Regions from separate parts of the Mus musculus genome. Here region 2 is linked to region 1. Evidence: chromatin loops called from intact Hi-C (ENCODE). Cell type or tissue: left cerebral cortex. All regions are shown on one strand. Each heading gives the region's core, and the rest is flanking DNA. Links, peaks and the distances in the headings are about the cores only. Region 1 holds the start of Plgrkt (plasminogen receptor, C-terminal lysine transmembrane protein). Region 2 overlaps Ric1 (RAB6A GEF complex partner 1).

Evidence for each region. A loop is a pair of places that touch in the nucleus more often than their neighbours do. Peaks named below come from ENCODE experiments on the same cell type or tissue, not always from the same donor. Only the 100,000 strongest peaks of a DNase experiment are listed, where the experiment ranks them.
Region 2: a loop joins it to region 1, with 2.5 times the contacts of the local background. A loop is called at or near these places in 11 of 42 quality-filtered maps.

The regions. Positions count from the first base shown.
Region 1 is chr19:29,356,519-29,368,992 of GRCm38, forward strand. It overlaps Plgrkt (plasminogen receptor, C-terminal lysine transmembrane protein), which reads right to left and starts at 5,353. Exons shown (of 6, transcript NM_026362.2): 1 at 5,279-5,353; 2 at 4,299-4,409; 3 at 1,799-1,885. The coding sequence starts at 1,879. Cd274 (CD274 antigen) reads left to right here and starts at 10,920. Exons shown (of 7, transcript NM_021893.3): 1 at 10,920-10,988. In left cerebral cortex, for the core only: no CTCF peak of the experiment used is centred there; DNase peaks (open chromatin) are centred at 5,416 and 8,789; H3K4me3 peaks cover 1,580 bases; H3K27ac peaks cover 916 bases.
Region 2 is chr19:29,558,031-29,570,504 of GRCm38, forward strand. It overlaps Ric1 (RAB6A GEF complex partner 1), which reads left to right. Exons shown (of 26, transcript NM_001081319.1): 4 at 3,955-4,062; 5 at 9,190-9,332; 6 at 9,455-9,591; 7 at 11,312-11,403. Among named protein-coding and RNA genes, the nearest start is that of Ric1, 42 kb to the left of the region's middle. In left cerebral cortex, for the core only: a CTCF peak has its summit at 5,669 (motif pointing left); DNase peaks (open chromatin) are centred at 5,413 and 5,660.

The DNA of each region.
Region 1 (12,474 bases), core at 2,015-10,014:
CATGAAACGAAGCAAACGCCTCCACACTCCTCCTGTTCATGGTTCCTCACAGAAGCAGTAGATTCCCGACACTCAGTGTTCCCCATACCTGACCCACATCCACAGAGTGCATGGGCTTTGAGTAGCAGGAGGAAGTGACATCGGTACTTAGCTCACACTGCTTCCGTGCAGTGACGGACTCCTCTGGTGTAGGAGTCTCTGGTTTTCTGTAACTTCCAAGAGGAATAAAGAGGAATAGAATCCTCAGATCTTCACAGATCCTGAGGTCATGTAGTCTGATATAAGAATGAAACTCTTGTAGTTTCCACCCACACGCCATTCTTATTTCTGAGATACTGGGCTGATTCCTAACCTATACGTCTCCTCTGGCCATTGCTCCATTACAGTAAGACTTGCCCATTCTTTCCCTTTTCCCCAAAGGAACCATTATCCCACACCGAAACTTAAGTTTTTAACATCAGTGGGGTATGGTGGTACATACCAATACTCCTATTACTGAAGAGACAGACAGGAGGACTACAAGCTCAAGGCCATCTTAGACTACATAACCAGCTTGAAGCTAGCCTGGGCTATATGAAACCCTAACACTTAAAAAATATTTTTAATAGCAATGATAGCAACACCTAATATAAGCAAGAGGCATTATAGTACACATTCTATATAATGTACATTCTATATAATGTGCATAATTTTTACTTCTTGGAGCATCTCGGAAGTGTGTATTGCCTCTAGGGTACAGACCAGGAGACCGAGGACCGGTCATGTGCACAGTCAGGATGCTATGAATTGATTCATCCGGGTGTCTAGGTTATCTCTCACTTGTACTGCCCAAGAGTAGGGCTTTCTACTCTTAGAGCCATAACAGACCACAGGGGCCTCATCATGACCATTGTCTAAAACCTTAGCAAAACAATTTAGGTCGAACATTTTAACATTCAGCTGTGTAATATTTTAAAATACTTTGACAGCTTATATTAGATAATTCAGCAATCTGTTCGACTTTTTTTTTTCTAAACATCTACTGTACAATCCAAGGTCAAGTACCACAGTCTATAACAGTTTCCTAGTGCAGCTTTAACAAGTTATGATCAATGGTTAAAGGGCCAAAACGGGCTGGCGAGGCTCTGTCTCTCTGTTTCTTTGGCTTTTCCAGCTTATTAAGGTTGCCTGCATTTTTTGGCCCATGGCCCTGGTTCTCTCCATCTTCAAAGCCAGTAGAGTGCTTCTCAGGTTATGACTATGTTTAAGACTTTTATGGGTAACAGTATAACATCTAATTCTCTCTCTCTCTCTCTCTCTCTCTCTCTCTCTCTCTCTCTTTCTCTCTCTCTCTCTCTCTCTCTCTCTCTCTCACACACACACACACACACACACACACACACACACACACACACACGTTCTTATAAAGGTCCTGGAAGTTACAATGGATCCATGTTGATAATCCATGATAACACTTCTTTAGATGAACACATTGTAAATTCCCTTTCCATGTAAGGCATCATATTCCTAATATACTCACAGGTTTTAGGAGTTCAGAATGCCTCGAGGAAGAGCCATATTCTGTTCATAATATACTCTAAGCAATTACCTAGTGGTATAGAAATTTTGGCTCAAGTATCTGGATTGGAGACATGGGCTGTTCACCAGTTATTTGGTCATCCACTTCACCTTGTCTTTGAGGATGGAGCCCAGGAGCGTCTTAATTAGGAGTCAAAGGGAGTCGAAGAGACTGTGCCTCTAGAGCACCATTCTAGAAACTTAACAGGATTAGGAACATGGCATCTTAACTAGCACATACCTGAAGCCGAGCATGCGTAACCATGAACTCCTGTTGGTTTTTCATGTTTTCGTTCATAGATTTCGAGAATATAAACCCCATCTTGACCTAAAGTGGAAAATGCAAGGCATATTTAAATAACAGACTCTGTGCATCCTTATACAGGCTCTGGACTCCTATCAACTGGGATGAGAGAGAGAGAGAGAGAGAGAGAGAGATGACCTAGGGAACAGTGTAAATTCTATGTAGCTGTCTACCCTCAGGCATACTTCTTACCCAGCCTGAGCATCCTTCTCTCAGCCAAGAACAGCTGACTGAAATGATTTCCCATCTCTCCCTGCTCTGTGAACACACAGTGCCACGTTACCTCGGTTTTCCCTTCTATAAGTCTAATGTGATTCACCTTCATACCAGCTGTTCTGACAGACAGGAAGACCATGCATCTGAGGATGTGAGTTCAGAACTGTCGTCTGTCCCTCTTGACCTTGTGTCTTAAGATGTAAGTGTCTTAGGGTCAATTCTTCAGTATTTCTCCTGACGTCTCATGCTCCCCTCCTTCTCTGACACAGGTCTCATCCTCTTGCAGCTGATTTCCCCCTAGCCAGTTTTCTCCAGCCTCGCCTTCATTCTCTCCACGTTACCGAGGCTCTCAAAAGGGCAGGGTGAGGATGCTCACACGCCTTTGCAAATGGATCCCCAGGAATGGGAAGTTTGTGTGAGTGTATATATTCATTCATGTGCGTGAGTGCAGGTGGGTGTGTGCCACAGCGCTCCTCCAGGTCAGAGGGTAACCCTGGGTATTGTTCTGCACGTTCCACCTTGTTTGAGACAGTCTTTCCGGAATGTTCCTCTTAGCTGTGTACCCCAGGCTAGCTGGTCGGGAGCGTCCAGGGATCCTCCTGTGTCTGCCTCTCATCTCACCACTGCAATTACAGATGTGTGCCTCTGTGCCCAGGTCGTCATTGATGTGCAAGCTTTCAGCACAGGTCTTCATGATTGCATGGCAAGTGCTTTACCCACCAAGCCATCTCCTCAGCCCAGAAATGGAGTTTTAAAATGACCACATGGTAGAGTTTCTCCATTATTTCCAATGGAAGTTATAGCACAATAAGCTCATTGCAAGTTGGAAATACCATTGAGAGAAAACTGCATTTATTACACCGAATATACACCGAACATTGTGGTTTATCTTAGCCGATGTTACTGTTCTCAGAAACACTTAGGTTAGCCTGAAGAAGTACAGACCTTTTTTTTTATAATAATATGCTCAATATAGTTCATTGAATTTTACAGTAAAATTAAAAAATAGAATGGCTGTTTTGTTTTACTAGCCTGGGACATGAATTCAAATTTTGATTTTCTTTCCCCTTATGATCTATATCGCCTTTTTTACCATCATTTCCTTAAAAACTGACTTGAGCCACCCTCTACATCAGGCATGGCCTTGTTATTTAGGTATAACAGCTACCCCAGAGGGCTATAAACTATGGGTAAGAACTCCTAACTTTGTTCTAAATATAACTGAGTATGTTCAGAGAAACACTTTGGTTAGTTATTGGTTTTTCAGAAGACCATAAGGCCCGGGGGGGGGGGGCGGGGGGGCGTGTCACAACATCTCCACTCTCTTCAGTGCTGTCTTAGGCTGTTAAATACCTTTCCACCACAGCAGCCCGTCTCAATGCTTCACAGCCAGGATTTATGTATAATCTGAGGAAATCCCGGACAACAGTTATTTCCACAGCTTTCCTCATAAGGAAATCCCTGGGTTTAGAGTAACCTAGCAGATGAGCATGGAGAACAGGGGTAGTTCGAATCAGTTGGGATGGTTACCCTGTTAGTCGGGCTCCAGGGGAGTATGAACTGACAGCCTGGTTTCAATGATTTCCGTGTATTCTGACAAAGACGAAGATCGCACCCTGGAATTAAGCAGCCCTTGAGCCAATCAGCTGCGAGGCTGAGCAGAGGCTGAACTACTTCCCAGGAAGGAAGAGAGAGCCTTCCACAGCCCTGGGACATCATGATTCCTCCTGACTCTCACTGTCCCACTTAGCACCCTACCAGCAGCGGCAGAGGGCACTCATCGTGGAGGGGTCTCTAGCCGTTTGCTCTCTTATCTAAGTATTGGCAGCTCACATGAGTCATTTCCAGCTGAGCCTGCAGGAGAAGTGTTATCATCCATCATGATAGTCTCTGTGGCTTCTATTTCACACAAATAATTGCACAAAATAAGGAATGCTTGACAGAAGATCAACCTTGTCAGGCTGCTCAACATCCTTTAGTTTTCTTTTGCATGTCGGAGCAGACGGTTGAATTTTTACATCTGCTGCAAGCATCTTCAAACATCTTCAAAGAAACCGACTGTTTTCTAGTACACACACACACACACACACACTCTCCCCTCAGTCCCTTGGCCTAAGGGGGTTAGCTCTCCATCCCTTGAAGTGGTCGGACAATCTTTCAGTCAATCGTCTAGAGAAGAGAAGAGAAACACTTTGAAAAGCTAGCTAGGATTTAGGCTTACCTCCTTCTGGGCCTTGCTCTCTTGGACTTGGACTTTGGATGTGTCGGGGGAAATCTCAGGTACACGGTTAAATATAGAAGGCAAACAGGAGTGTCCCTCTGGAGATCTCACCTGCCAATGAGCATGCCACACCCTGTAACTTCACCCTTGAACAGTGTTTCCAACCTCTTCTGACCATACCTAACAAAGCCATGTTGCACTCTTTCCTTAGGATGTCCCAAATACCTCCAAATGTCTCTCTCCCAGAGACACGATATTATCAGCGATAAGTAAGCGTGGCCCCAAACTGACTTATTACAGGCAACACAGACAACCACCATGTCCTATAGGATGGAGGATACAGATGTGAGTCCAGGCTGCTCCTGGATTTTTGTTTGTTTGTTTGTTTTGGGTTGAGGATGGGGAGGCAGGCGTGTCTCCTGTTCCAAGAGGCCATGATTCAAATTACTCTGGAAAGGCGTGTTGGGAAGGGTGTCCTGATTGTACAGATCCCAGACAGACTTTCCCTGGTCATCCTTGGAACCTGGATTCCATTTAGAAGGAAAGAAATTCTACACGATTTCTGTCATCCAGATTTCTTCCCTGATTTAGTACCAGAATTTTTGGCTAGTCACAACATCACTATCATTCTCAATAACTCTTCCAAACCAAGTCCCCTAGCAGGAAGCACATAACCTCTGGGGGTGTTTTGTTTTGTTTCCACTCTCGCTCTGTTGAGCCAGTTTAGCGTCATATAGGTATTTCCCTAAAGGAATTCCATTTTCCTGTCCATTGCACTCTGCAGTCTTGTCCCAACTTGGTGACAATGGTACAGAGAGATCACACTCACAGAACTGGGTTGGCAATACCTGTCAGCCTCGGAGGCATCAGCAAGAACCCAGAGCCCTGGCCTTCCCTGCCCAGCCAGAGCTGCAGCTGTGCGGGACCGTGCGACGGAGCCGACCCCTCCCTCCCAGGTGTCTGTGACCCGAAACACTCACGCGACACGGTGCGGGGACGGTGACCGCAGCAGAGGCCTCTAGCCAGAGCTCCAGAGCGATCAGCGCAGGGACAGTACCTTGCTTCGGCAGAGCCCCAGGATTGGTTGGCTATGACAGTGGATCACGAGCTTCAACCAATCAGCGTGGCCTTTGGCTCCCTTAAGCGCTCGGGTGCCCGCGGAGGCCTGGGGTGTTCTTCCGGTGCAGGCGCCTGGAGCCGGGAGGTGGGCGGGGCGGGACAGAACCGCAAATTCCAACCTGCATGGTCTTGTAAGGTGCGTGATTTTGAGGGAAGGCCCAAGGAAGCAGCGTGGAAATGTTTCAAGTCCTCGGAGTCCGGTGCCTCAAAAACAAAACAAAAACAACAACAAAACCCATCACCAAATCTCGCTTAAAGGTAACCAGGGAACAAAAGCAGACAGTGACCAGAATTTCCGTATTTCCCTATGCGTTTTCCATATTTCGTACTCCTACCAGAATTGTCTGTCTATAGTACAACTCCGAACTTCACTAGGAAACACTGGACCCATTAGCACTTACTATGTAACCGGTTGGGGAAATAGTATGTGAATCACAACCTTTAGGAAGGGCTCTGCATTAGCATGTGTTGGCTCCACACCTTAGAGAAGGCAATCTAGCCTCTTCCAGGCATATCTAGCCTCGCAGGCTTGTATAGATGTTTTTAGTTCCAGTGTTCCTTATTCTGACTTTTAGATCCCTCATTCCAAACATTACTTGGATGGGAAAATTGCAACAGAATCTTTATTTAGTTCTATTTGTGGGAGGAGATGGGTGTTGCTAGGAGTAAATGCTTTTGGAGAGAAACAAGTAGCCCATCCCTAAGGTAGGAAGTAGTGTCTATACGTGCAGACTAAACTTGTCTCCGTTCTGTTCCCAGCTCTGTAACCTGTACGAGGAACAGAGGTCGTTGTACCTTCAGATAAACACTGTGGGAACCAAGAATGTTAAACACACAGGGTTGTAGCTTCAAAGAGAAAGATTTAGAATGTGTTTTCCGCCCAGAAGACTGGGAGCAGAAGTGGTTAACATTTGCACTGTGTGTGCGAGACCTCACCAGATCCTTCCCTCATCATGAGCTGTTTTTCTCAGTCAATCTATAGAACCTATCTTTATGGATAATGTCACATGCAGTCACCCTAGAGACCCCATCTTAATCTATGTTCTACCTTTTCAAAGACTTACATATTCTAGATAGTTCGTATAAATGAAACGGACTTCTTTTGTTTTTGTTATTTTTTTTTTGTTGTTGTTGTTGATGCTGTTGTTGTTTGAGACAGGGTTTCTCTGTGTAGCCCTGGCTGTCCTGGAACTCACTCTGTAGACCAGGCTGGCCTCGAACTCAGAAATTTGCCTGCCTCTGTCTCCCAAGTGCTGGGATTAAAGGCGTGCACCACCATGCCGAGCTGACTTCTTTTACTTTAACACTAGTGTGTGTGTGTGTGTGTGTGTGTGTGTGTGTGTGTGTGTATCTAAGCTATAGTAGGGGCTGGTGAGATGGCTCAGTGGGTAAACATGCTTACCACCCTGAGACCCAGTTCTATTTCTGGGCTCCACATAGTGGAAGGGAAGAACCCATTATTGTTAGCTGTCTTCTGACATCCCTAACTGTTCCACGTATGAGTGTGCACTTGCGCACACAGAGAGTAAATACATGTTAAATGGAAAGAAAAATTAAACAGGTAAACTATAGCATGGATTATGGCTCCATTTCTTGTTGGGACTAAATAGTAGTCCAGTGTATGACTATAAGGCATTTTGTGTGTCCATTGAGACCGATGGACATTTGCATGATTCTATTTAGTCTAGTATGAAGAACATTGCTAGTTTTGTGAGCATGTTGTCAGTTGTCTTGGGTAGTAGGGGTAGAATGGCTGGGGCATACAGTAGTAAGTCAAGGCCTTAAAATCCACACACTGTGATTGATGGCAGTGGATGAGGACGCTCACCTGACAGTCCACCTGTGTGGCCGCTGTGTAGCAGACACTGGGGCATCGTTCCGGGTTTCACTCCCACTTGTATCCTTTCCTGAACACGTAAGCTTCCACAAGTTACTTGAGCGAGATGTCTCCAATTACACAGCCCTGAAGTGGAGGTGACTCCAGGAAGCACAACTCATAATACAAGTTAGGTAACCTAGTGTATGCACCCGTTTTACTATTACTGACACTTTTAATCATTACTGTGATTTCATCTTATTAATTTGATAGGCTTTTTTTTTTTTAAATGATGCTGTAGCCAAGGAAGACTATTCCGAGCAGGGGCCGCCGGTACATCTCAGAGTGTAACCTGAATCAGATGAAGCTTCATGTGGCGCAGCCCAAGCATTTCATAGCATCCCAAGAGAAGCTTGACTGGGGAAGCCCTGGGGAATAGTGATGAGGGTGTGGGCTTTAGCCTTCCTAGGCTGTATGTAAATAACCGCACAGCTGATGAGCAGGAAACTTGTAGCTGTTTCTCTTTAGGGTGCTTTTCAGCTGTGATGTCAGTATTGACTAAGCACCTGCTTGCTAACTTCCTTCTCCTGCAACCCATGCAACGCACATGACCCTGCTCTCAACCTGTGAATCTCAGCCTGTTCTCCTCCCCTGAGTGATCTTTTCCTCTTCCTCCTCCTCCTCTTCCTCATTCCCCTTCAGAAAATAGTCCCTGAGCTCTGAGAACTAGGGCTGTAGAGAGCTTATCCAGTTACGGGCACCCCAAAGCACCAAGGTTTGATTCTTAGCAGCTTACAACTAACTGTAACTCCAGACCCACGCAGCCTGACCCTTGCTTCTGGCACTCTCCAATGACTTTGCATTACCACTGGGAACCAACCTTTCTCCTTAACCCTCCAGGCCCTCTGAGACGTGATGAGAGCCAGCCTTTCAGTCTAGACTGCAGCACAGTAATATTCTCTGCAGGAACTGTCCACGCTTGCTCCCCTTCAGCCTTTGCAGTTTGTCCCTCCTGCAGGTTGGGTATCTCCGGAATCACTTTGTGTAGTGCCTTACCCTTGAGATGGTTGCTTGGTCTTCATCGTCAGCTAAGCAGACTGGGAGCAGCAAGGAGGTTTATCTCCCTGAAATGAGTAGGCCAGGTGGGGTATGAACAGGAAACAGCAAGATTAGAAATGACATTAGAGATTTGTTCCACTCTTCAGTCTTGGCTAGCCGCTGTTTTTCTCTTGTCTGACCGTTTCTCTATTCATTTTGTCCAAATCACAAAAACTCATATCATTTTCAGGGATACTTATCTCCTTGCCTAGGCTATTTTGGCTTATGTGTATTTTTGAGATGGTGATTTTATACACACACACACACACACACACACACACACACACACACACACACATATATACATGTATACATGTATGTGTGTGTGTATAAAAGTCACATCCTCACTTTCTATTTCTGGAGGATACCAAAACTTCATTAAGGGGGCATGGACAACTTCATGGGAGAATAAATGTCGGAGGAGTAGAAACAGGTGGAGGAGTGGGGGTGGGGCGACTCTTCAGATTACTCATATGCAAATCAGCGAAAGCAGCAGGCCCCAGTTCCCATGGAGAGCTTCAGAGAGACCAGGTTCAGTCACCCCTTGCCTTCTCTGTGGAGAATTTATGTAGACTGTAAGCAATGCTTTAACAAAACAAACAAAACCAAACCACCTCACCTCTTCTAGCTTTAGAAGGAATTCACATATCATAGAGACTACTAAGGGGGTGTGGCTTAATCCTCACCTCTCAGATCCTTATGGAACCAAGGGAACTCAGCTAAGGAGTGGGTCTCTAAAGTGAATTTTTTACAGATCTGAATAGTCACAACCATACTAACATATCATAAAGCTTGGCCAGGCGTGGTGGCGCACACCTTTAATCCCAGCACTGGGGAGGCAGAGGCAGGCGGATTTCTGAGTTCGAGGCCAGCCTGGTCTACAGAGTTCCAGGACACAGAGAAACCCTGTCTCGAAAAACCAAAAACAAACAAACAAACAAACAAACACAAACCTATTAACTAGAAATATGTTTTGTCTGTGCACGTGTATATACACACACATATGTTTAGACTGAATTTCCACATATAAAGTCTATATTTTATTTTCAGTCAGCCAACTAATGTTATCTCTAACTTTAATTGCTTTATTCTATTATTGGGGTTCAAAAGACATTTGGAAGAGGGACTATCTCAGCTGAGGCTCTGGTCTTATTCCAATTTTATTGTTGCTGTTTAGAGTGCCACATTCTCTATAGATCCTTTAGGCAGCATCAACCCCAATGACTTCCAAGTTAAAAATGGAGATGCTTTGAGAATGTGAAAATCTCATTACAACTAAGCCAGCGGACACCCCAGTATTCACCCAGTGCACTACTTTGGAATAGTAGTTTTAGTAAGTAAGTGGGGGAAAGCAGAGAATGAAGAAGGCCCTTGAAGTCCAACAGTGAAATGTTTAAAGATGACAGTGCTCTGTGGAGTTCCCAAGGTTTTGTCTTGGAAAAAGTCCACACTTCCAGTTCGCAGAAAGTCTTTCTCAACATCATTTAGAATAGACTTCCCCCACCTGGATCCCGAGACTGGCCGTGATCCACAGCGTTCACAAAGGGCACGGTTCGAGATGGGAAGTTCTTGAACGGCAAGACAACTGGTTTCATTATGTCGAGGAACTTTGAGGAAGTCACCAAATCCACGATTTAAAAATATATTTCCTATTATACAGACACACCTACTTTCTAGAATTAAAACTGAGTCATTTGCTTGATATTAACTCTATAGGTTGTATAACTCTATATGTAAAGTCATGTCAAGACTGTCACGTATCCACGTATCCAGAAAGGGCTTGAAAGAGATGGGGAATCGGATGGTAATTTGAAGTGTCTGGATTCTGAAGATAAAATTTAAGTCAGAGATCTTATGACTTCAGATATTTTGCTTCTAAAGCGCTCACTGCTCAAGCCTGAAGATTTGAAATTCGGGTCCTCATTACCCATAATAAATGCAGTGATGGCCCATTTCTGAGACCCTAGCCCTGGCAGCAGGGGCGCGGATGGGGATCCCTGGACCACGCTGGCCGGCTAGTTTGGCCAGCTGCGAGCCCGAGGTTAGGTAAGAGAGACCCTCTTTCAAAAATCAAGGTGGGAGCTGTAGAGGAAGGCAACCTATGTGGATCTCCAAGCACACGCTCCCCCCCACCCCCACCCCCGACCTCAGGTTCCACTCCCACCCAAAATAGAGCTGAGTTGTTTACTCTGGACTGTTTCTTTGAGGGAACCTGATTTACAAGAAAGCTAATGCAGGTTTCACTTTCACTTTTAGTTTCGTTTTTAAATAGTGTTTGTTTGTTTTTGTTTTTATCGACAGCCTCTCAGTAGCAGCCCGGTTGTCTTGGAGCTCTCTCTATAGACCAGAGACTCACCTGCCACTGGCTCCTGAGTACTGGAATTAAGGCGTGTGTCACCGCACCGAAGCCTAGTTTCGTTTTTTCTTAAACTGTGAATATCCCAAAGCTGACTCTAAAGTCATCCGCAGGAAATACTATGAGATAAACTCATGCTCAAAGGGACTGGGTGGCTTCGGTTTCACAGACAGCGGAGGTTGGACAAGGCTTCCGCGGAGTGGGCGGGGCTCTGAACTCGAGATAAGACCAGGAAATCGTGGTCCCCAAGCCTCATGCCAGGCTGCACTTGCACGTCGCGGGCCAGTCTCCTCGCCTGCAGGTAAGGGAGCATCTTCTCGCGGAATCCGCTTGCAGGGCACTTTAAAGAGCCAGAATCCCTAGACCTTTTTAGGACGGAGAAGGGAACCGGTTTCCTGGGAAAGTTAAGAACTCAGAATCCGCAGTTTTGTGTGTTTATGGATCTTGTGGGTAGGTAGCTGGGTCAGAAGAGATGAATTAATTGGTCCTAGCGCGACTTGACTGTTTGCTAGCAATGACTGGGTCTTTCCACTTGAAGCATCTCCGGAGGTCCCTTCCTCTGTCGAGGTCTAGGATGCTGGAGCTTAAGATTTTCATTCTATCTGCCCAGAGAACCTAAAGGATTTTTGGAAGAAAATGTCCCAAACAGTTCTTAGATACAGTGACCTAGGCTATGTTAAAGTTTAGGTTGGGGTTGTCATAAGAGGTGAAAGTACAATATTCTATCTTTTTTTAAAAATAAATTATTACAGGTGCTTTCCTATGAATTACTTAGCCAGTTTTTTTTTAATTGCTATATTCCATTGTGCTGGGTTATTAAAGGGCATCACTCTCCCACTGAGGAATGCACAGGTTAGTAATAGTGCCTTACTAGCTCAGTCATCCACTGACCATCTGTGTATGTGACTGTCTGGAATATGGCTAGGTATTTCATTTAGATAAACTCTTATATGTATAAGTACTTCATTATGTTTGAGTGTCTGAAAGGCCTTTGTGTAGAAAAAAAAAAAACAACAACCTGAGAATACATTCCAGAAAGTATCCGCAGCTGATGATGATAGTGACCAAGCGGTGTTTAAGGAGAACTTTATACAGGGAAAATATTCACCTTTCCCAGCTGAGCATCATAGATAGGAAGACATGATAGTGGTTATATGCTGCTCTAAGGAGGGATGGAGAAGGGATGGATTTGAGCACAGGGTTCAGGATCATTTGATAGAATTTGAAAACTGGGTAAATTTTCACTCTTTTGAGAAAGGAAGTTTGCATCTGCTTCCCCTCCCCGCCCCAGGCACTCTTCCCCCCCCCATCCCCCCCCGTGCCCCCCCCCCCCATGGGAAGATAAAGAAGTGGCGTTCCAAGATCTTCATCTGGACTTCCCCTGGGACAAACCTATTTCCCCATCTTGAATGAGCGTCACTTCTTTACTTTAAACTCTGTTCTGTGAAAGGCTCTCAGCTCTTGTCTGGGAATTTGTGAAAGGTTACAGTTTCTTGCCGGAGGGAGGGAGAAGGTGACCCTGGACTCTTAGCCCATGTAAGAGGTGCAGGTTTAGAGGTCAAAGGCCATGCTGATTTACATGGTCCCTGAATTTCCCCTTTTGATCTACTGCTCACACCTGCACCCTGAGAGCCAGGGAGGGGAGGATATGATACTGAAGAAGGTGACTATCAGACCCAACCCATCACCTTTCAGACTTTATACTAAGCTTTAAAGCAGACTCATAAGCAATAGATAACTGTTCCAACTGAGTCTGCCATCAACGTAGGAAAAATTAGGTACAGTCT
Region 2 (12,474 bases), core at 2,535-10,534, 200 kb after region 1:
ATTCACCCCAAAAGGTTTCATCTAGTGTCTCTCGCCTATGACAAACCCTTAATTATTTTAGATCCCTGAACCTCTTACTTTCTCTGTCAGTTTTTTAAGAGTACTTTGTCCAGATGTTCTGTTCTTCTTTAACCTTTTTTCTTTCAGCTGTAAAGTATGTTATTCTAGTGCTTTTTGTCCTCCATAAGATCAGAAGAGGAAATGTCAGTTATGTTGAGAATTCTTTATATGTGAGAGAGACACTTGGCACTTTCAGGATTCTCTTTGATAGTTCAAGTGTTATATATCTTTGTTTCAATCTTTTCATATGTTTCTGACTTGAAGTTTGTTAAGTTCCCTAGATGTTTATATTTACATATCAATCAAATTTTTAAAATGTTCTATTGCTTTCTCAAATATTCTTTCTGCAGAAGTTTTCTTTCCTTGCCTTTGGACTCTTCTTACACACATGTTGGTCTGCATGTACTTATAGAAGTTCTATTACTTTGAAAATTTAGAACTGACTACAAAGTAAAGAAAAAAGTAGGGGCTCCAATATTGATGGGGGAGGGATGGAGATAAAATCTGTGAGTAAAACTGCCACTGAGAGTGAGAGGCCTATTGCTCAGGCTAGACCACTTATATGCACAAGGCTAGACCACGCTCTGGAAGAAGAGTTACCATTTTCTTTAGAGGTGTTGCCATTAATAGATGTGTTTATTATGCCAGTAGATAGCCCCCACTGATATACAGGCAAGCACCTAGAACTCCTCTGGCAGGCATGGATCAGAACAGGAAGGGACTTGTTGGGAAGATGAAGCTTTGCACTGGAAGAGAAGGTGTGCAGCTATAATGCATTGGGGATCAAATCCAAGTTAAATCCAATAGTGAATTCATCCTGCATTAAGGAAAGAAATAAGAAGCACTTCTCCTTGGAGTCATGTAACTAAGAGCAAGTCCAGACTTGCATTTTCTGCGCCATATTTCCTCTGTCTGTCTGTTTTATGAGTCTGAGTCTCTGCCTGAATGCTGTCTTGGGACTCTGTTTTGAACCTGTTTGTCTCTATGTTTCACTCTGTATGTGTCCTAATGTGTACCTGTCTGATGTGTATGAGTGTGTAGTATCTGTCTGTCTGTGAGCAGTGTGACTGTCCATAATAATGGACTTTTCTCTCTGTTTATTGAACAGCATAGAAAATATCACATGGAGAAGGAATGGGATACTTTACAGATATCTTTAACGGAGTTTTAAAAGCATTAGGTCACTGATTTCAACTGACCAGATAGCAAATGTCATTGTTTATCAACCAGTAACCATAAATGGTTGCTTTCAACCTTTATGGTACATTTTAGGAAGTCTTTCAACTTCTGTATCTGCTGCTTTCAGCAAAGATACACCTGCAATATCTAAGTCAAGGGCATGGAACAGTACCTGATGTAAGAATGTAGCTATGCAATAGCTTAAGTTATACAAGTTGAATACATAGGCAATCCAAGACAAGTAAGGATGGTTGTTCAGTTGTTCTCTTAAAGGCAGGTAAAATAAACAGACTCTGAGTAAACAGTAGGCTAGCAGTCTTAACTCTTAGGTGATGTCAAGATATACTATTAACTTGGGCTGTGAGGAGAAATTCTAGTCTTTTAGAATGTTAAGAGATATTCTCAGAATATTATATCACCAGAAGAAAGAACATAGAAAAGGGTAATGTTTAAAAATGACCAAATTTTAATTTATATACACATGAAATTATCAAAAACAAAAGTGTACTCAGACACAGTAACATAAAATTGTAATATATGCATTTTGAGAGGTGGAGACATAATAGCACAGGTTTTAAACTGTCATGGGTTGCATAGTGAGATCACCTCAACTCACTCACTCACTCACTCACTTTCTCTCTCTCTCTCTCACACACACACACACACACACACACACACACACACACTCAGGGGAGGGGCAAAGCTTTTGAGATACAAAGGTAAAAAAAATTACTTTGAGGGCTGGAGAGATGGCTCTGTGGTTAAGAGCACTGACTGTTCTTCCAGAGGTCCTGAGTTCAATTCCCAGCAACCAGATGCTGGCTCACAACCATCTGTGATGGGATCAAATGCCCTTTTCTGGTGTGTCTGAGGACAGCTATAGTACATAAATAAATATTTTTTAAAAACGTTAAAAAAATGCTTTGAGCATGTGTGACATGATTTTTCTTACATACAAGAGAAAACTATAGCATTCGCTCAGGTTCCCACCATGACTGTCTCTGAAGTGCATAGTTTTAAAGTGACCGGCCTCTCAGGAGTCTCCATTTTATTTAACTTGGGGCTTTCTCTAAGGTTAGCTTGTTATCAGAATCTCCAAAGATTACATTCTTTTTTCCTTTTTCCTGAGTCTTCCAGCACTATTTGAAGCTTAAGTACTACTTTTTAAAGTAAAATTAGCTTTAAAAACACTTAGACTTGGCGAATGTCCTCGGACAGTGACCACAGAGTGCATGATTACCACTTTCAATGTGACTCTGGTAAATTAGTCTCTCATTTTCTTTTTAAAGATCGTTGTTACATTAACCTTAATGGTTGAGTATCAACCTGCTTAGCCTGCCAGACATAGAAAGACGCAAATATTCCTGGTTACCACAGCAGCAAGATGACAATACACTACCATCTAGCTTATCTAGGGGGGTGGGGGGAGAAAAAAAAAGAAATCCACAAACAAAAAGAAAGCAAAGCAGGTTTCTGAGCAGCAAAGTAAAGTGATTTCTCACAAACATTAGAAACTTCAAAAGCTATTGTAGTGTTAACAAATTGAATTGCAGGGTGGGAGGTGATTAGAAAGAGAAGTGATGTGATATAAGCAGGACAGTTGTTGTCAAAATTGATAGCTGCCACAAAAGATAGTGTGTTGGTTAGGTTTATGTCAACTTCACACAAGCTAGAGTCGTCTCGGAAGGAGGACTCTCAGTTGAAAGAATGCCTGGGAAGAGTGGCCTTTAGGCAAATCTGTGTAGAGCATTTTCTTGGTTAATGATCGATGTGAAAGAGCCCAGCCTATTGTAGCTGGTACAGAAGAAAGTAGGCTGAGCAAGACATGAGAAAGCCAATATGCACCTTCCTTCATGGCCCCTGCATTAGTTCCTGCTTTCAGGTTCCTGCCCTGGGTTCCTTGCCTGACTTTCTTCAATGATGGCTGTGATGTGGAAGTAGAAGCAAAGTGAACCCTTTCTTCCCCAGGCTGCTTTAGGTCACAGTCTTTCTCATAGCAATAAAACCCTGAGTAGACCCATAACTGTCAAGTCCCTACACAGGCGAAGAGTTGTAGTCTGCTGATAGCATGTGCAGATGAGGAATCCAAGACACTTCTGTAGTCCTCTTAGGAGGTGTGTGCTCAGTTTCCTGACATTGGCCTACCTATTCTTGTGCGGCCACTAATCACCATGGATTTAAATACACACACCATTTGTTATTTAGTGCCAAGTCATTTGTGAAATAACCAAATACATCCCTGAATCTGACGTTAATCCTGAAGAAAAGCCACAGACTAGGAATCAAAGATAAGGTGTGAGGTAAGGTGAAATAAATGAACAGTTTCGACCATATAGTACTGCGTATGGAATGAAACATTGCTTCTGTAATTTCCTAGGTAGGAAAGCACTCTTAGTCATTTTAAACAAAATTGGTTCTCTTGAGAGTTCAACTTAATTCTCCCCTTCCCTCCCCTTTTCTCCCTTCCTCCTTTCCTCCATCTGCTTTTTACTCTCAGCCCCCCAACACAAGTTAAATTACTCAAGCTTCCATATATCTAGTTGGTATATAAATGTATCTACTGTGATAGAATTCAAGTTTGACTTTCATTTTTAAATCTATAAAATGAGCACATAGTCTGTAAATTGGTTATATTTATTTAATTGAATGCCTATTAGGTACAGATTGGGGGAAAAAATAAATATCTTTGTCTTAACCTTGTGCTATTTCTCTTAGAGGAAGTCCACAAATGAAGGGGATACCTCATTTTAAGGAAGAACATTGTGCCCCAGCATTGAATTTAGAAATGAAGAAAATACTGGATTTGCAAGCACCCATTATGAGGTATGGTATGCTGGTTAAGTTTGAGATTTTCTGACCACAAAAGACCATGTAGTTGATTAAATCATATGACAAACAAGAAAATTGTTTGCATTTCAAAATGTATAAATTAACTGTTTGATTGTATGGAATGATAACATACTAAAAGATTCAAATAAAATCATGTATGAGAAGAAAAGAGGGAGCTGTCGCTCTCTGCAGCCTCCATGTGTTTCTTGGAAGTACGAGTACACTTGAAGGAGTGTTAAGCTTTCTGATTGCAGTGTGAGTAGATGTCGTGTGACAAGGCAGTAAGAACTACTAAAGCACAGAACTCTATTCTCAATGTTTTTTTTTTTTTTCAGTTTCACTTTACTATCTTAAGTGCTTCATGGCTGGCCTTTTATTTATTACCGTCCTTCCCTCTGCATACATGATTTTTGTGAACAGTACACAGCTGTGAAAACAAATGAGGCTCAATCTTTAAGAGACTTTCCAGATACACTGTTGGTTAAAGAGCAAGGTGTATACAGTGGTAAGAATGCTTGGTCTTAAATGGTATTAGAAGTTTGTTGTCTAGAAGAGTACATAAGTTAGTGGGACAGGTTTAGGGAAAAGTTTTTTTATTAGGTACCTTTCAGACGTATTAAGCCATGGACCAGGAAGATGTAGGTAAAAGTGCTTGCTTCCAAACCTAATGAGTTACTTCCCCAGTGCCCACGTGGTAGGAATGAAGAATTGATTCCCAAGGTTGGCCTCTGCCCTTCAAACATGCACCGTGGCATGTCCAAGCACCCACACCCCAGATAAATAAATAAAAGTGTAACAATTTTAAAAACAAAAAGACTGAGCATATTACTGTAGTATGGAGCTATTGGACTATATAAAAATGTAATTCCAACATTTTAAAAGACCTCTCTGATTTATAGTTCAAACGAAGGGCATCTTTCACCATTTTGTTGTTGTTGTTAAACCACCACTCACTAGAACAAACAGCAGAGTTGACATTTGAGCCGTGAGCTGTTGTCATTCCCTTGTGTAGTCTGTGCTCTTATCCTTTAGTCTCCGAGTGGAGAAGAAAGTCTTTGTTACTTGCTTAAATGAGATTAAACTGAAACATTTTAGTTTAGTATGTTCACTGTGTTGATCAAAGGTTACTGATCACTTCAGATTTTATTTGCTCATGATAAAAGCCCTTTTTAAAGAATGCAACTTGAAGTAGCTCAGTGTGTAAGAGTGTTTGCCTCATACGCATGATACCCAAGTACAAATACTCTACCCCACATAAAAATATGTGTGGAATCACAGCCAAGCCTGTAACTCTAGTGCTGACGTGGGCAGAAGGATTGCTAGGGACTGCTGGCTGCCAGCCTAGCTCCAGTTCTGTGGAAGACCCTTTCTCAGGGGAGTGAGGTACAGTGTGATAGAGCAGTATACTCCTTGGCCGCCATATGTGTGAACATAGATGTGCATACACCACACACACGCACACGCACACGCACACAAACACACACACACACACACACACTATTAAAGTTAGAAGACTTGATGCAGAAGGAATTTTGAATGTATGTGGGCACCAAACAAGGCAGGACAATACAACTTGGTTTTATGGCTCCACCTGGTGGTAAAGCCATGTAGCACATGGAAACAGGATAGAAAGTCTTTACAAAAAGAATGTCTGGACCGGGAGGGGACTCAATAGTAGAGCATGTTTTCACCATGCTCATGGCCCAGAGTTCTAATTCTGGCACCACCAAAGGGAAGGGAGGAATTGCTTCCAAATTTTATGACATTGCTGGATAGTTTATGTGAACCTGACACAAGCTAAAGTCATCTGAGAAGGGAAAATGCTTCCATAAAAAAGGCTTGTAGACAGTCTATAAAGTGTTTTTCTTAATTAGTGATTGATGGGGTAGGGCCCAGCCTGTGTGAGTAGTGCCACCCTTGGGTTGGTTGTCCTGGGTTCTATAAGAAAGCAGGCTGAACAAGCCATAAGGAGCAAGCCAGTAAGCAGCACCCCTCCATGGCCTCTGCACGAACTCCTGCCTCCAGGTTCCTGCCCTGTTTGAATTCCTATCCTGACTTCTCTGATGATGAACAGTGATTTTGAAGTGTGAGCCAAATAAACCCTTTCCTCCTCAACTTGCTTTTTGGTCATAGTGTTTCATAGAAGCAATAGAAACTCTAACTAAGACAATGGCTTCCACCTGTATAAGAGTAGGGTTCTGCAAGTTTAGATGGTTGGCAATCTCAGTTTTCTCTCAAACATCCAAAGAAAGAATTACATTTTAAACACCATTAGCTGGTCAAATACATACTTCTTGGAAATTCCCTATCCCTATTAACACTTGTAAATAAGAGAGAAGACACTAAAAGACTATACAATCAGCTATTTTCTACTATCACAACCAATGTAATCAATTAAAATTAGGAATAATGGTTATCTTCTTGCATATAGGAGCAAAAGTACTGTCACCTTTTCTTTTTGATCAAATAAAAAGTAAAGATTATTGTTAAGTATCCATCTTTCATTATTACTTGAATATAGAGCATGTTTAAAAGATAAATATTTGTAATTATGAGTTTTAATAATTGGTTAATCAGAAATACTATTCTATTTCAAATTAGATGTGACAGAATGTGATGCATCCATGATATTCCTTATTTACCATATTAATAAAATCCTTTAGAACTCAGTCAGAAACCTAAATTGAAAAATACCCATGTTTGAGAAATGTGAGGCATGGTGGGGCATCATTTTGGGTATATGCCCAAGAGTAGTATAGCTGGGTCTTCAGGTAGATATATTTCCAATTATCTGAGGAACCTCCAGATTGATTTCCAGAGTGAATGTACCAGTTTGCAATCCCACCAGCAATGGAGGAGTGTTCCTCTTTCTCCAAATCCTCACCAACATGTATTGTTACCTGAGTTTTTTATCTTAGCTATTCTGATTGGTGCAAGGTGGAATCTCAGGGTCATTTTGATTTGCATTTCCCTGATGACTAAAGACTTTGAACATTTCTTTAAATGCTTCTCAACATTCAAGATTATGTTGTTATAAATTCTGTTTTGTTCTACACCCCATTTTTTTGATTGGTTTGTTTGGTTTCTTGGAGGTTAGCTTCTTGAGTTCTTTATATATTTTGGATATTAACCCTCTATCGGATGTGAGGTTAGTGAAGATTTTCTTTCCCAATATGTAGGTTGCCAGTTTGTCCTATTGGCCATGTCCTATGCTTTTCAAAAGAAGCTTTCCAGTTTCATGAGGTTCCACTTATCAATTCTTGATCTTAGAGCCTAAGCCATTGGAGTTCTGTTTAGGAAATTTCCCACTGTGCCAGTGTAACTTTTATATGTACTTAAAACTAAGGATGATATTCAGAACATTTTAAAAACCAGTACAGCATGAAAAGACCTAATTTGTTGGGCTTGACATTTATCCTAAAATTAATTGAGAGTGGCAATTGGGTAGCTTGGGACAAAGCCCATTTTTCAACATTTTGAAGAACTATTCATTAACGATGGACACCAGCCATTGTTCAACAAGTTGTTTACTTTTAATTGAGGTAAATAGAGTATCTTATGTAGATTCTCCTGGGGGGGGGGGCGGGAGTGACATCTGTTGCTCTCCATCATATTCCTTTTTTTAAAAAAAGATTTATTTACTTATTTTGTATATGTGTACACTGTAGCTGTCTTCAGACACACCAGAAAAGGGCATCGGATTCATTACAGTTGGTTGTGAGCCACCATGTGGTTCCTGGAAATTGAACTCAGGACTTGTAGAAGAGCAGTCCATGCTCTTAACCATTGAACCATCTCTCTATCGCCCCACCCCACCCCCCTTTTTTAATGGTTTCTCTAGAGGGTTTCTTTGTGTAACCTTGGCTGTTCTAGAACTTACTCTGTAGATCAGCCTGGCCTCAAATTCAGAGAAATTTACCTGCCTCTGCCTCCCAAGTGCTGGGATCGAAGGCATGCATCGCTACTACTTGGCTCCATCACATTATTTTGAGATGGGGTCACTCACTAAACCTGGAGCCCAGTGATTTGTTTAGCCTGGCTGGCTGGCCAGCTGACGTGGGAGCTGTGCCTATGCATGTCCCCAGCACTCCAGTGCTAGATCTCAGATACATGCTACTACACCTAGCCTTTTATGTGGGCACCAGGAACAGAATCTGACCTTTCCCTGGGAAAGAGCATTGCAGGGGGGGGGGGGGGGACAGACTGGCAACTGCACGACCCTGACCTTACTCGGGTTGTTCTTCCAAACCTGGGAGAGGCAGGAATCACCAACTGAGCTGTCTTCTCAGTCTTCATCTAGATTTTTTTTCATTTATATCACAGTTATTTTATCTGCTAATCCAACATTGGGATTGTATAATAGTCTATTTATATTGATGGACTTTTCTTTTTCTTCTGATTCATATTTTTCTGTCTGTATGTCTGGTCAGTTGTTACAGTTTTTTATTATAGAGATTATGAACTCTATTAATTTCCAGGCATATAGTCACTATGTGTGGCTGCTGAAGTTGAAAACTTTTAAGACTGGTAGAGGATGGTTCCATGGCCTCTCTGTGGTTTCAATTTATCATCTTCTGAATCGTTACACCTCTTCTTCCTCTTCCATATCTTCTTCAGTCACACCACACTGACACCCCATTTGTCTTTAATTTGTTGCCTCAATATTTGTACTTTCTAGCCTAGATTAAATTATACTAAAGTTGTAGACAGGTAGTGTTCTGTAAGGATATGATGATTGGCTCTGCTAAAGCATTTTCCTTCTGTCATTTTTGTTGTTTTGTTTTAGAAGACAGAGTCTCATTGTCTGACTCCTGACCAGCCTAGACCAGAGTGTGTACACCAGGCGGACTTGCAGAGTTTTAAGGCCTCCTGCCTTACTGATGCTCAGCCTTGCTTACAGAACTTCTCCCTCTCCTTCTCCCTCTCCCCACCCCCCCAAGCCATGTGTGTGTGTGTGCGTGCACCCACCTGCCTCTGCCTCCTGAGTGCTAGAATTAAAGGTGTGCACCACAATAGCTAGCTTGCAGAAGCAATTTTTGAAAGCCATTATATTTATACTCATTGCTTTCCCAGTATGCTGTCTTGCAAGGTAATTGACTTGAGTTGCTTGCTTCCGTCCAGTTTGCAGTCTGTGCTGGAAGATCTCCTTGTTGCAACTTCTGATGGACTTCTTCATCTTATTCATTGGGAAGGAATGACAAATGGAAGAAAAGCCATCAATCTGTCTACAGTACCATTTTCAGTAGACCTCCAGTCATCCAGAGGTAGTTATACTTTGTATATGAGATAGAACCAGTTGTTTAATATTGGGTGTATGGTAGTACTACCCAAATATGTGATACAATAGCTTATTATAACCCTACTCTATTTATGTGTTTTTCATCAGTTGGTTCATTCCTCGGCTTTGCAGATGTGCACATTAAAGATATGGAATACTGTGCCACACTTGATGGATTTGCTGTTGTGTTTAATGATGGTAAAGTTGGATTTATTACACCAGTATCCAGTAGATTTACGGCAGAGGTGTGTATTGTACATTTTAAATTATTTTATTTTGCATATATTAATTTTGCTTTGTTTTCAAATCCTATGCTCTCTTAGTTCACATAATTTTTATTCCTACTATATAGACAGTTGCAGGGTTATTGACTTTATCCTATGGAAAATGACCATTTGCTTCAATCTTCTTCAACCCCAACACACTCATAAATCTTTTCAATAAGGTTATTATTGTAATGAGATTATTATCCATTGTTTATAGATTAGTCAGCAAATAAATTCTGTTAATACCAAACTATATAATATGCCAATGACTAGTTTTTCCTTTTCTGCAGAGTTTTATTTCCACTAGGAGTTAATAATTGTTTGTTTCTTTATGTTTAGTTGTACTTTGTATATGCATGTATGCCTTTGCTTATGCACACATGTGTGTTTGTGTATGTGGAGGGTGTGTGTGTGTGTGTGTGTGTGTGTGTGTGTGTTGTGGAGACCAGAGGTCAACCTAGGCTCCCATTCCTCAGTCACTGTCAAGAGCTAGAGCTTGAAGTAGACTAAACTAACTAGCCAACTAGTTTAGAGACCCACCTGTCCTAACCTTTTTATGTACTGAAATTACAAGTACATAAAACCAAACTTGGCCTTTTACATAGGCTCTGGGGATCGAACTCAGGTCCTGATGCTTGCAAAGCAAGCACTTTACCCAATGAGTTGTCACCTAGCCCTGTGTTAGCGTATTCTTTATGAACTTACTTCTTAACCCCAAACCGACTGTCCATTTGGTTTTTCATTAGGTGTTTGTTTAATCTTCTTTAAGAATTTTCTGTTAGAGCTCTATGGCCTGCTCCAGACAGACTTCTCCAGATTGGTAGCTTACACTAGACCTTTAACTAAGATGTATTTTCTGGGTTTTCGTCTTCATCATCATTTGCATCATCTCAAGGAGACTCTTTCTTCTCTTTTTCCTTTTAATTGTATATCCTTTAAAAGCTATTGCTTTTTTATTTTTAGATAGTAAATATATAGATTTTGCTGCTATGCAGAGACCCAAAGTAAAATTACTATTTTCTGTTTTAATATATTGTTGACTGGTTATTTATTTAAAGGGTCCTATCCATCCTTTGGTTCCTTCCCTCCTCATTTCTCTTCCTCTATTCTTTTTTCTTCCTCTCCTCTTTTGTTTTCTCCACTGTTCCTTAAAAAGAATCCTATAGTCCCTTCCAGAGGGTACATAGACCTGACTACCCCAATATTTTGAGCTTTGGAAGACTTAAAAGCTAGAAGGTTCAAGGTGTAATCTTGGACTTTTCTTTAATGTGCACACAAAGGAAAAATGTTTAGCTTTCTATTGGAGTGGAAGTTGTTCTTTGTTGGCTGTTCACATTAGGAATATGCTCAGCAAGGAACCAAGTCTTCCTAAGTAGACTCTGACCCAACTCTACCGTTCTTTCAGAGACCCCCAAACTCCCAGGCATTTTGTGTGCCCAACATGGAGAATGAGCTAGTTCTAAGCTCTCTTTATTATTTCTCAGCTTCTAACTCGAATGCTTTCCATTTCTCCTTTGTCTTTACTGTTTTATGCTTCTTGAGGGAAAATATTTAGATGATAGTCTTTGTGAGAAATTTCTTATGCAGGTAAAACCAAATGATACCTTGTTAAATTGAATCTTTTTCGAATTATAATTATTGGATCAACAGTAAGTTTAGGGAAACGCTTTTTAAGCTTTAACTCTTTGTCTTAATGTAGCAACTTCATGGAGTTTGGCCACAAGATGTTATTGATGGGACTTGTGTTGCAGTAAACAACAAATACCGACTGATGGCCTTTGGCTGTGCAAGGTAATTGATAACTAAGTTAAAGTAAGGTATCTTAACATACTTGGGTACCTGATTATGCCTGTCATAATTATCATTCATCTTAATATATGACATAAAGGTGTTTTATTATTTTGAAACAAAGGTAAAGAACTGATTTCCCACACTGAACATTTGAATTTGTAAAAGTAAGGTGTTTCAACTGTAGAAAGTTGAGATACTCATTATAAAGAATAAACATTAAAATTTAGGATCTTTACTGTTCATCCTGTAAGACATCAGGATTATTGTTAATTCCTTAATATATCTGAGGAGGACGTCTTCAGAAACACCATCTGCCTTTTGAAACCGTGTCTCTCACTTGCCTGGAGCTCACTAATTAGACTAGACTGGCCAGCTAGCCCCAAAGATTCACCTGTCTCCAGCTCCCTGGTGTACAGTGTACGGCACTGGGCCTGCCTTTTCATGTGGGTTCTGGGGATTAAACTCATGCTTATGCTTATGTAGCAAGGACCTTACATGATGAGTATGTCATTTTATTTAATTAGTAGATATTCATAAAGCTCACATGTAAAATTAGTTGGGTTTTTTATATTGTTTTGGGGTTTTGTTTGTTTGTTTGTTTTTGCTGTGACCCATGCCATGGAGAGTTTTAAAATTGAACCGTGAACATTTATGACACATTTATAATCCTAGCGTTCGAGGGGCTGAGGCAATAGGATTGTGAATTTGAGGATATTGATTATAGCCTGGGCTACATAGTAAAGTCTAGACCAGTCTTAGTAAATTCCTTTAAAAAGGGAGGGTGGGAGGGCAAAAATAAATGGGGAGGAGGAGAGGGAAATTTTATATTCATGATTTGATTTATCCATATTTTACTTAGGATTTAAAAAATGTGTGGTCATCCCTATTATGTGTGTCTCCTAAAGCAAGCAGAAGAGGAGGGTGCCTATGTGTGGAACACACACATTTGCTGCCCAGGTTGATGCATATCGCTAAAGCTCTTCCTTTTCAATGTTATAGACATGATACTGTAAGAATATACCACTGTTTTCCTTCCTCTTGTTGCTATGTGTTCAGATTGTTTCCATTGTT